2 separate regions of the Homo sapiens genome follow, and region 2 is linked to region 1. Evidence: chromatin loops called from intact Hi-C (ENCODE). Cell type or tissue: PC-9. All regions are shown on one strand. Links, peaks and the distances in the headings refer to the core of each region. The heading gives the core; the rest is flanking DNA.

The links. Peaks named below come from ENCODE experiments on the same cell type or tissue, not always from the same donor. Only the 100,000 strongest peaks of a DNase experiment are listed, where the experiment ranks them.
Region 2: it touches region 1 in a loop (6-fold over the local background); 2 of 110 quality-filtered maps call a loop at or near these places.

Annotation. Positions count from the first base shown.
Region 1 is chr14:90,643,245-90,648,244 of GRCh38, reverse strand. It overlaps TTC7B (tetratricopeptide repeat domain 7B), which reads left to right. Exons shown (of 20, transcript NM_001010854.2): 14 at 1,222-1,294; 15 at 4,037-4,197. TTC7B-AS1 (TTC7B antisense RNA 1) reads right to left here. Exons shown (of 5, transcript NR_110134.1): 2 at 3,247-3,501; 3 at 1,265-1,474; 4 at 834-991. Among named protein-coding and RNA genes, the nearest start is that of TTC7B-AS1, 3.1 kb to the right of the region's middle. RefSeq lists an enhancer at 656-1,855. In PC-9, for the core only: no CTCF peak of the experiment used is centred there; a DNase peak (open chromatin) is centred at 2,074; H3K27ac peaks cover 458 bases.
Region 2 is chr14:90,506,281-90,512,348 of GRCh38, reverse strand. It overlaps LOC124903359 (a long non-coding RNA gene), which reads right to left. Exons shown (of 2, transcript XR_007064301.1): 2 at 3,880-4,341. Among named protein-coding and RNA genes, the nearest start is that of LINC00642, 54 kb to the right of the region's middle. RefSeq lists enhancers at 1-234, 1,902-2,735. In PC-9, for the core only: a CTCF peak has its summit at 2,650; DNase peaks (open chromatin) are centred at 1,958 and 3,318; H3K27ac peaks cover 1,826 bases.

The DNA.
Region 1 (5,000 bases), core at 1-5,000:
GTCCCCTGGAATGGAAGTCTATGTGCTTTGCTCCTAAGATTAATATAAGGACAGAGATTAGCTTTGCCTCACCCTGGACCTGCATATGAGCTATTACATTTGCATAAACAATGACCTAAATTAGTGAATTTAGCATATTTTCTGGATGGCAAACACCTGGGAGGTTTGTTAGCTCCCTTCCCTGCAGCAGACAGTCCAATTAAAAGGCCTTATTATTGTAGAAAGCCATCTTTGGCCTGTTTGCCACAGTTGAATCCATAATGATTTGGTTTTCTTTTTTATCTCGAATTTGTTTTCTGCTGGTAGAAGATCCTCCTTTAATCACAGAATGTTGACAGAACAGCATGAAGTTTTGTTTACTATCTGGGTCCCACCTAATTAGTCTGCTCCATGGTGCCTTTTAAAGAAAGTAGAAGTTTGTTTTTCTCTTCCCAGCAGTTAAACACAGAATTATGTCTAGTATGTAGTCAAATTTTGAGTTGCTTATGCTGAAATACAAATGACTTCCACATAGAAGCAGAGAAGACCACGTTTGCAATCAGCTAGGAGGCCAGTATGGTCCCTTCCTGTCTGACGTCAAAGGCCAGTTCTTAAAACTGAGCCTAGTGTCTCACCACACTCTTACACGACAGTTATCTGCAATAAATCAGTGAACGGCATGGAATTTTGTAGAAGCTTCAAAAGACTGAATGAGTGCCTTTCTCTTCCCTTTTTTCACCAAAAACCCAAACCTCATTTTATAAGCAAAGCTGGGTCTTTGATTTTCATATGGTTTCTCTGAAATCTAGAAATTTGGATAAAGTAGCATTAAGGAAGGCCAAGCCAAACTTAACCAAAGCAGCCATCGCCTTGCCAAGTGCACACATGGCTTCACTGCGTCCCAGCACGACACAGAGACCCATCTGCTGGGGAGATCAGACCTCAGGGCCTATGGATTCTTCACCTCGAGGCCCTCCGCAAAGCCGACAAGCTTCAGCTGCCATTTTAGATGCTAGACAAAACACAGAAATGCACTCCTATTCTGTACCTTTATACAGTGGTAAGAGGGAAATGGTTTACATGTGTAGGTGGACAAAGAAGAAGAGTTTAAATGAAGCATTACATAGTTAAATAAATACGGGCCCTTAGTATAAGAATGCAAATGTGGAGAAGACTTGCTTGATAGGGAAAGTAAAAATGGCCTCCTCTCCCATGTACTAATAGCCGTAAATACTTTTTCAGGGCCCACAGCCTGTCACCCACAGATCACCAAGCAGCTTTCTACCTGGCTCTGCAGCTTGCCATCTCCAGACAGGTCAGTTTCTCTAATGTTTCCTATACTTGCTGCACTCTGTATCTTGATACAACTCCTTCAGCTCTTCAGTTTGAAGTGGTAGGTGATCTTCCTTTATTCCATTGAGGCTGACCTGGAGCCAGGAACCCTTCTCAGAGGTTTCAGCAAAGAGCCTGGTGTTTTGGTTGGTTTGAGCATCAGCTGTGAAGACACAGGAGTTCCAGGCTCTGCTATTGGACATTAAATCCACACAGCTGGAGGGCCCAAGCTAGGGTCAGATGGCAACCTGGGGAGCAGCACATGGCATATACCCTGAACCCAGGAGTCATCAAAGAGCCTCTGTCCCTTGCCAACAGGAACCAGGTAGCAGAACCCAGTGCTGAGCTGCATGGTGGGGATTTAGCCCTGATTGGCGTCTGGTTGTCATAAGGGTGTCATTGATTGGCAGGAAGATGCCAGCAGGCAGAGACAAAAGAACCAGGTCCTTTACAATACGTGGAAAACATGAACAGTTACACACCGTGGCTACTCGAAAAAGGGGACTTAACACTATCTCCTTGCGGGAGGGGCAAGTTTTGTCGGCCTTCATCTTCCCAAAGGCAGCTTTTAGATGCTGCCTCTGCCATTCCCGAAACCCTCCTATCCCCTCCCAGCTGTTCTGGGGATGTTGGCCACATGCCTGGCCACCCACCAGGTGCAAGACACTGGTGGTAACCCCAGCACATTCCTGAGTGCTGACTGGGAGGGTGATTCAAAGGTCAGCTCTCCAGACATGCCATTCCCCTGGCAGGCCTGGGCTGAGGTATGCACCTGTCTTCCTGGTTGCTTGGGAATGGCATTGAGAAGTGGCTTCCATTGGCAACCTAGGGACTAAGGAAACCAGGATACCTCCCTGTAAAGGTCCTGTCACCTGACTGTGGCTCACAGCTGGGCTTCTGCAGCAGGTGTGGGCATTGATTGACCATCTGATCTCTCCCCTACGCTGACAGCTTCTCTCGCCTCCTCCATGAAGCCTTGCTCCTGTAGCAGCCTGCACTTCTTCCTTTTGCCCAGCTTTCTTGTTCAGTATCTGTCTTTCTCACTGGACTGTAGGTTCCAGGAACCCATGCCCATCATTGTCATTGCTTTACCCTGGCACTTGGAATGCCACCTGACATGTGTTCAGCACTCAGGAATACTCGCTAAATGAAGGAACCAGCTTTGAATTCCTTCAAGGCAGCTATCCCTTAAAGACATCGTTTTGATCCCTGTATCAGTTTGTCCCTGGTTGCTCTGGTCATCCCTGCAAATCAACATCATGCCTATGCTTTGCCTTTCGACCCACCCATCAATACCAGGTTGAGTGCTATTCACATAGTAGGTTGTCACCTGGGGAAGGATGAGTAAATGGAGCCTTGTGGGTGTGGCAGCAGCCTTTGTGGGCATGTAGTGTCAGAACACCAGAGCTCCGAGGGAGTGTTTCCCTGCTTCCCCAGGGGAGGGGGTTTGACCAGGAGGAGAGGATGGACAGGAATCACTCTCTTGTCAGACACTCAATAGCTGGGTGACCTTTCCCAAGCCATTTCACCTCCCGGGACTTCAGCTTCCTCCCTGTAACTGAAGGATTGGGGTGAATGGTCTCTCTTCCAACTGTGAGAGCTGTGATTCTATGGTTCCAAAGCAGAAAGCCTCCACAGCCAGCAGTTATAACCTAAATCCATCAAGAAAAGAAGTTCATTGAGGAAAAGTAATTGGTTTGGGAAAGAGAAGTCATAGCCTTCTACTAAGGAGGGAGGTTACTGAGGGTTTGGGAAAAAGCAGGAGAGCTGAGAAGAGGCCCCACAGAGGACTGGAGTTGGAGCGAGACCGGAAGCCATCTGTGGGATGGTTGTGCAAGAATGCTTCAGTCCAGAGCTCTATTTCGAAATCTAGCTTCGGGTTCTAATTCTCCCTGGTTACTGCCAAACCTGCATGGAATCCAGGGTGTCACATACCCATTTTGTGTGTATTTTATCAACCCTTGTGCTTGGATGATTTTGAAGAAAGTCTTGAACAGCTGTTGCACTGAAAGGTTCAGGATGTGTCTGGTCCTACATGAATTTGGACACATCTGCTTTGCATGCGGCATTGCAATTTGTTTCTCAGATCAACTTATTTTGGGTTGTAGTTTGGAAAGGTGTGGGGGCCTTTGTTGTTTACTTTTTTGGCATGTTTCCTTGATGTCTAGTGGAGGTCCAAGACAAAGGAACCTGAAAAGAATCACAGGCCTCTGATCACTCGGAAAGCTCTGTTAAAGGTTTTGTAACTTATTAAGCACTTTAATTTCAGTAATACTTGAAAAAATGAGAACAGTTCAGCTAAGGCAGTTTAATTCCACTAAAAATCTCTGACACTTTGTATGTGTCTCCACTTAGAGCAAAATCATCTTGGGCATAATCAAAAGTAGATCAGTTTTGTGGAAAGAATGAGAAAGTGTTTACTCAGGGAGAAGGGAAAGACTTGGAGCAGTATTGGCAGCTACGTAGAGAAACAGGGTCTCCTGTATCACTCTATCAGTCAGAATGTCTTTTGAAGGTGGCTTCTGCTTTCATGTTTGTGGTTAATATCCTGGGGCTGCCATAAAGATTTGGCTTAAAATGTGAATGAGGCACAATGTGAAACAACTCAATATTTGAAGAGAAGCAGACATTGAAAAGATGGCTTCTTTCGCGCGTGTGTGTGTGTGTGTGTGTGTGCGTGTGCATGTGTGTATGTAAAACCTTTTTTGGTTTTGTTTTAAACCAGATCCCAGAGGCTCTGGGGTATGTCCGCCAAGCTCTTCAGCTTCAAGGTGACGATGCCAACTCCCTGCACCTCCTTGCCCTCCTGCTGTCAGCACAGAAGCATTACCATGACGCTCTGAACATCATCGACATGGCCCTGAGTGAATACCCAGAAAATTTCATGTAAGTGATCCTGGGCTTTGGTTTTCCCTTACTCAGAAGTTATTAAATTTACTTCTTCCCCTGCCTTCTTTCCAATCTGTCTAAGTCCCTCATGGACACCCTGGCAGTCAATAATATAAAATCCCCTTTACTGTTATTTTTTCCTGATATTAAAAACAAACTTAGGGCTGGGCGCCGTGGCTCACATCTATAATCCCAGCACTTTGGGAGGCCGAGGTGGGTGGATCACCTGAGGTCAGGAGTTTGAGACCAGCCTGGACAATATGGTGAAGCCCTGTTTCTACTGAAAATATAAAATGTAGCTGGGTGTGGTGGCGGGCGCCTGTAATCCCAGCTCCTCGGGAGGCTGAGGGAGGAGAATTGCTTGAACCTGGGAGGCAGAGGTTGCAGTCAGTGGAGATTGTACCCCTGCACTGCATTCCAGCCTGGGCGACAGAGCGAGATTCCGTCTCAAAAAACAAACAAACAAACAAACAAACAAAAAACTTAGGCTGTTAGGTCATCCTAACATAAGGTCATCCTTATTTTTTTAAAATACTTTATCCACTCTTTCCCAATGTGTACCATTGGAGCACATGAGACAATTTTAGATGGACTGTGGATGAACATTTTTAATAGTTATACATTCCTTTTTTTTTTTGAGACGGAATATCACTCTGTTGCCCAGTCTGTAGTGCAGTGGCATGGTCTCGGCTCACTGCAACCTCCACTTCCCGGGTTCAAGCGATTTTCCTGTCTCAGCTTCCCTAGTAGCTGGGACTACAGGCGCCTGCCACCACACCCAGCTAATTTTTTGTATTTTT
Region 2 (6,068 bases), core at 597-5,596, 140 kb after region 1:
CTGGGTTTGCCCCCAGAGGAAGCTCACCCTGCAGTCTGGGGCTCCCACCGGGCCCTGCATCTACCCCTCAGCACATTGCTCTGGCAGAATCAAATCGTGTCAGTGGGAGCTTCTGAGTGAGCCTCAGACAGATGGTGAACAGCAAGGAGGGGGCAGGGCCCTGTGGGGCTGAGCCCTCCCCCAGGCCCAGCCCTGGGCCCCCAGAGCTGGCCTTATTGTCCTCATTTACAGATGAATAATCTGAAGCTCACAAGGCCCCAGGAAGCATGGGGACAACATAGGGGACAGTGCTGTGTCTGGAGATGGGCCTGGAGCAACTGTGTGTCCCATCCCTGGCAGCTGCCTCTCAGAAGGAAGCCGAGAGCCCCACGTGGCCATCCATCGGCCACATGACATCAAGCACGTTACTCGACCTCTCTGGGCCTCAGGGTTCATAAATAGTACCCACCTTATGGGGTTGCGGCAGTTAGTGAATTCATACTTTTTAAGCACTTAGCATAGTGCCAGAAATAATCATTACATACGTTTCTCAAATAAAACAAATATACTGTAACGGGATGATGACAATGAGAATGGCGACCATTACAGGACGAAACTGTCTTGGAGAAAGCAAAACAGCTCAAGCCTGCAGACCTCAGAGAGTTCTTCTGCTAAGGTGCCTCTAGGGTGCCTGGATTCTGGGAGAGGGGTCACTGCCTAAGGTGATCTGGGCTGGACTGGTCCCTGGGCCACTGTCTGGGAGTTCTCTGAAGGCCAGGTGGCTCACAGCCTTCCTCCTTGGCCTTCCCTGATCTCTGCCCAGCCTGGCAACTCACTTCAAGGTGCTGTTAAGACCCTTTTCTCCTGGGCACTCAGCCCTGCTGCAGGTGTGACGTCAAAAATTGATCAGCCTCTGCTAATCTGACCCAGGTGGGGTTCTCTGTGTATGGCTCTGTGCTGGGCACAGGTGCTTGCAGGGGACACAGTGGAAGGTCCGGCCATCAAGGTGCCAAAAGGGTGAAGGGCACACTGATCCGAACATGCGTCACCCTGGATTTCTTTTTCTCTTTTCTTTTCTTTTCTCTCTCTCTCTCTCTCTTCTTTCTTCCTTTATTTATTTTTTTTTTTTTTGAGACAGAGTCTTGCTCTGTCACCCAGGTTGGAGTGCAGTGGTGCGATCTTGACTCACTGCAACCTCCGCCTCCCAGGTTCAAGCAATTCTCCTGCCTCAGCCTCCTAAGTAGCTGGGATTACAGGTGTGCGCCCCTACGCCCAGCTAATTTTTATATTGTTAATAGAGACGGTGTTTCACTGTGTTGACTAGGCTGGTCTTGAACTCCTGACCTCAGGTGATCCACCAGCCTCAGCCTCCCAAAGTGCTAGCCGGGAGCAGGGGCTCACGCCTGTAACCCTGTCGGACTTCTGTGTGGGAGGGCAGGCGGCAGGAATTATGGACCCAGGAACAGGACAGACCAAATCAAAGTGGCCTCAGAGAGGCAACATGGCTCAGCTCAGAGCCAGGCAGGAGTGTACAGTGCCCCAGGGCTTATACTACTGTCCCTGTGTCAGAGGTGACAAAGCTGGAGCTCAAAGAGGTAAAGGGACTTGCCCAAGGCCACAAAGCTAGTAAGGGGCAGAGCAGCACCTCGCAAGCCTCTGGGGGTTCATGTTGCTTCCAGGGGCCAAACCTTGATTCATTCTGAGCCTGATTCAAAAGCCAGATTTTGATACCCCTTCTTTTCCTGGGCCCTCCTTTCTGTTTTGTTTGGGGAGAAGTGGACAGGAATGAAGGGGGAGTCAGCGGGAGTCTGCCCAGGCAGAGGGGAAGAGCTCACTCTGATTTGCATGACCAAGAAGGCGGGCACAGGGGGAGCTGGCTCTGAGGCCCTGGCTCCTGGGTTTCTTCCAGCAAAACAGTGATGGGGGCAGGGATGAGGTGTGTGCTGGCTCACGTGAGTGACACATTGGGAGCAGAGCAGCATCGTCTAACGAGAACAACTGGGCTGTGCGCCACCAAAGGTGAGGCGGGGTGGAGGGGGCGGTAGAGCTGGGTGAGCCACCAGAGATGGGAACACAGGGCCACTCGTGCCTTGCCTGGCTGTCTGACTGTGTCACATGCAATAATGACAGTCACTGTTTGTTGTCTGCTACTATGTGCCAAGCACCAGGCAAAGCACCTTCTACATGTTACCTCCTCGATCCTCACAACAGCCCCAGGAGGGGTGCTATTATCCCCCTTTCAGAGTAGGAAACTGAGGCTCAGGGAGGTGAAGAGATATGGCCTTGGTCACAAAGCTGGGGTGCAAACCTGGGTTGGCCCTGGAGCCTGGGCTTTGAGCCCCAGCCCCGCCCTGCCTCTCTGCACCTCTGTCATGGCTCCTGAAGGATGTGGGTGCTGGCCGGGCACAGTGGCTCACTCCTGTAATCCCAGCACTTTGGGAGGTTGAGGCAGGTGGATCACCTGACGTCAGGAGTTCAAGGCCAGCCTGGGCAACATGGAAACCCCGTCTCTAAAACAAAAATTAGCCAGGCGTGGTGGTGGGCACCTATAATCCCAGCTACTCGGGAGACTGAGGCAGGAGAATAGCTTGAACCCAGGAGGCAGAGGTTGCCGTGAGCCGATATCACACCAAAAAAAAAACAGAATGTGAGTGGAGGAGCTTGCCCCAACCTGTGGCCAGAGGGCATTGGAAGGAAGCAGAAGCCTCCGGGTGGTCATGGACGGTAACATCAATTGGCCCAGACTTTCAGGAAAATACCAGTGCCAGGCTCTTGGGGCATCATGATGCTGGGACCAGCTGCACCACATCCTGAATGGGCGTGGGGGTGGGATTCAGGGGAGAGCTGAGTGGAGTGGCTGCTGTCAGTCATCTTGGAAAGAAGGTCCATGAAAGAGGAGTGTCTGGGGTCCAGGAGGGAGAAAGGACTTTCTGCTCTCTCTGGGCTCATGTTTCCCTTCAGAGGCCTGAAGTGGTCGTGATGGTGGGTGAGTTTTCCCAGGTCTCATGGAGGCAGCTGGGAATTAAAGACAAAACCGTGCCTCAGTTTCCCCCTCTTGGTGGTGGAGGTGGCAGCAGGAGCCCAGAGTGGGCAACAGTTTCTAGGACAGCCAGTATTGAGGACTGGTGTATTCGGTGGCACTGGTTAAGGCAGGGTAAGGAGGACTTCGCTCAGGACCGTCATGATAGGTATAGGGGCCACTGCACCAGGGTCTTGCTGAGGGAGAGAACTGGCTCAACCTCAAAGACCAGCCCGGCAGGTGGGGATTTATAGCAGAGGAGGCAGAACGGGTGTCGGCGGATGGAAAATCACTGAGAGGAAACATCTGACAAAACCGCCCGAACAGGATTCTTGCTGCAGGCAGGGTGATCGGACAGTGCCCGGGGGTGGCGGAGAATGAGGAACCCCGTTCGTTCAGGTCTCCACGGTGATCAGCGATCTAGGATGGGGGGTCTGCCTAAACTGACTTCACAGGTTCTTTTGCTAAAACTGGGTTTTACAAGGAAGTGCCCAGACGGGTGTAGCAGAAGATTCAGAAGCCTGACTAAAGTTTGGCCAAGCAAGGAATCTTCATCAGGATCATGACTAAGGGGGCCTCCGCCTCCGTGCAGGTGGCATCTGCTCTGGCCACCCTAAGGAGGGAAGCACCTTAAGAAGAGAGGTGTCCCCACGCACCCCAAAGCCTGGGAACATCTGCAGAGGTCAACTCCCAGGAGAAGGAGTCTCAGCAGATGCTAGAGGAGAGAGCAGAATACCCCCTGCCACCAGGAGAAGCTTCCAGAGAACACCAGAGGAAGGCAGGGCCCGGAAAATGCACAGAAGCAGGAGTGCATACTCTGAGGGGGAAGGTATGAAAAGTGAGGTCTCAGAACAGTGAGGTAGGAACACTGGAGGCACCAATGACACATCAGCATTTTTTGTTCATTGTTCTTTAGGTAAAATATCACCCCCAACAAGATTTTGTTACTATGTCCCACAGTCCTGGGGGTTGGCTGGTTCTCTCTGGGAGCCTCTCCTGCCATCACGGCGGCTGGGGCCAGAGTTGTTCTGAAGATGTCTTCATGCCCATGTCTGGCGGCTGAGCCTCAGCTGGGGCAGTTGGCTGGAGCATCCACGTGCAGCCTCTGTGTGGCTTCGGCTTCCTCACACCATGGTGCCAGCCTTCCTTCATTCTAAGGAACTGGGCAGAACCGGTGTTGTCTTTCATGACCCAGTCTCGGAAGTCACATAAATTTACCTCTGACATAGTCAGAGTCCTGCCAAAACTCAAGGGAAGGGAACAAAGACTCCACTTCTCAAAGGGACGGGTATTGGCGCCATGCTGTAAGAAGCACAGTGGCTTGGGAGGTATTGTGGTCAGCTCTGGAAAAGACAACCGCCATATTAGTAAATATTTATTGCAAACCTACTGTGAGCCAGGCACTAAACACTGGGAATCCAGACGTGAACCACAGACACCAGTCCCTGCCTCATGGAGCTGACATTCTAGTAGGGGAAGCCAGACCATCGAGCAAATAAATAAATGCAATGGCGCGTTAAGTGGAGGTGAGCGCTAAGGAGAACAAGCAGTCAAGGACCAGGGCAGGCAGGGAGAGGGCTGAGTGACAAGAGGGTCCTCTCCCCACATGTCTGGTCCCCTCTGCGGTGACGTCTGGGGATGAGACTCCAGGAGAGGGATAGCCTGAGCAGAGGCACTGAGGTGGGGGATGTCAGGGGCTTGGGCCACAACTCAGAAGCAGCAGAGCTGGAGTTGAGAGAGGGAGGAGAGTGCGAGGTGAGGGCGGTCAGGCAGTGGGGCCAGGACGGGCAGGTGGTCAGCCTTAGCGGGGACTTTGGCCTCTGCCTTGAGCAAAGCAGGGACTGTGGAGAGTTTTGAGCAGGAACAGAGAACCTCTCTCACTCTAAGAGCAGGACTGGATGTATAAGAACAGTTCTCCCCCACCACCATGGCCCACGTTAACCTATGTAACATGTAACAAACCTGCACATCCTGCACATGTACCCCGGAACTTAAAATAAAAATAATTTTTTTTAAAAAAAAGAACAATTCTCCCCAACCCCCAGCCTCTGCTTGCATGCCTCTAAGAATATGGGACTCACCCCTTCATTGCTTATCGGGTCTTTCTTGTCGTGAATGAACATAAGTCTCTTTGCTACGTCCCCCGCATTACAGTTGGGCTCTGGGGCCATTGAATGGATCTGTCACCATCCCTTGGTGTTTTAGGGGTGGATGCCTAACTCTCTGAGTCTTCACACTAAACCAATCCCACCCAGTTCTTTCCTCAGTCCATATACACGCGCCACTACCTCTTGAACGCTCACCATTTTGGTCATTTATATGTGTCCTTTTTCTAAACCAGGGGGTGGCGAACTACAGCCCAAAGGCCAAATCTGGCCCACCACTTCTTTGTGCAAATAAAGTTTTATTGGAACACAGCCACACCCATTCATTTACTGTTGTGCTTGGCCGCTTTTGTGCTATACTGGCAGAGTAGTTGAGTTACTACAGTGGAGACTGTATGACTCGCAAAGTTTAAAATATTTACCCTCTGGCCCTTTACAGAGGAAGTTTTCTGATGCTCTCCTAAATGTGTGTGCCTTAAGTTTCACCCCAATCACTCAGCTGCTGCTGAAAGCAGATTGGAAGGGGCAAGGAGGCCTATCAGAAGGCCAGGCTCTTAAAGATGAGCAGTAATAATCCCAAAGTATAATACTTTCACACATTTGCTATAAATTTGTGCAATTCAAATATTAATTCAGGCTGAGCACAGTGGCTCACGCCTGTAAATCCCAGTGTTTTGGGAGACCTAGGCACAAGGATTGCTTGAGCCCAGGAGCTTGAGACCAGCCTGGGCAATGTAGCCAGATCCTCTGTGTAAAAAAAAAAATTTTTTTTTTTTGGAGATTGAGTCTCACTCTGTCACCCAGGCTGGAGTGCGGTGACGCAATCTCAGCTCACTGCAACCTCTGCCTCCTGGGTTCAAGTGATTCTCCTGCCTCAGCCTCCTGAGTAGCTGGGATTACAGGCACGTACCACCATGCCCGGCTAATTTTGGTATTTTTAGTAGAGACAGGGTTTCACCATGTTG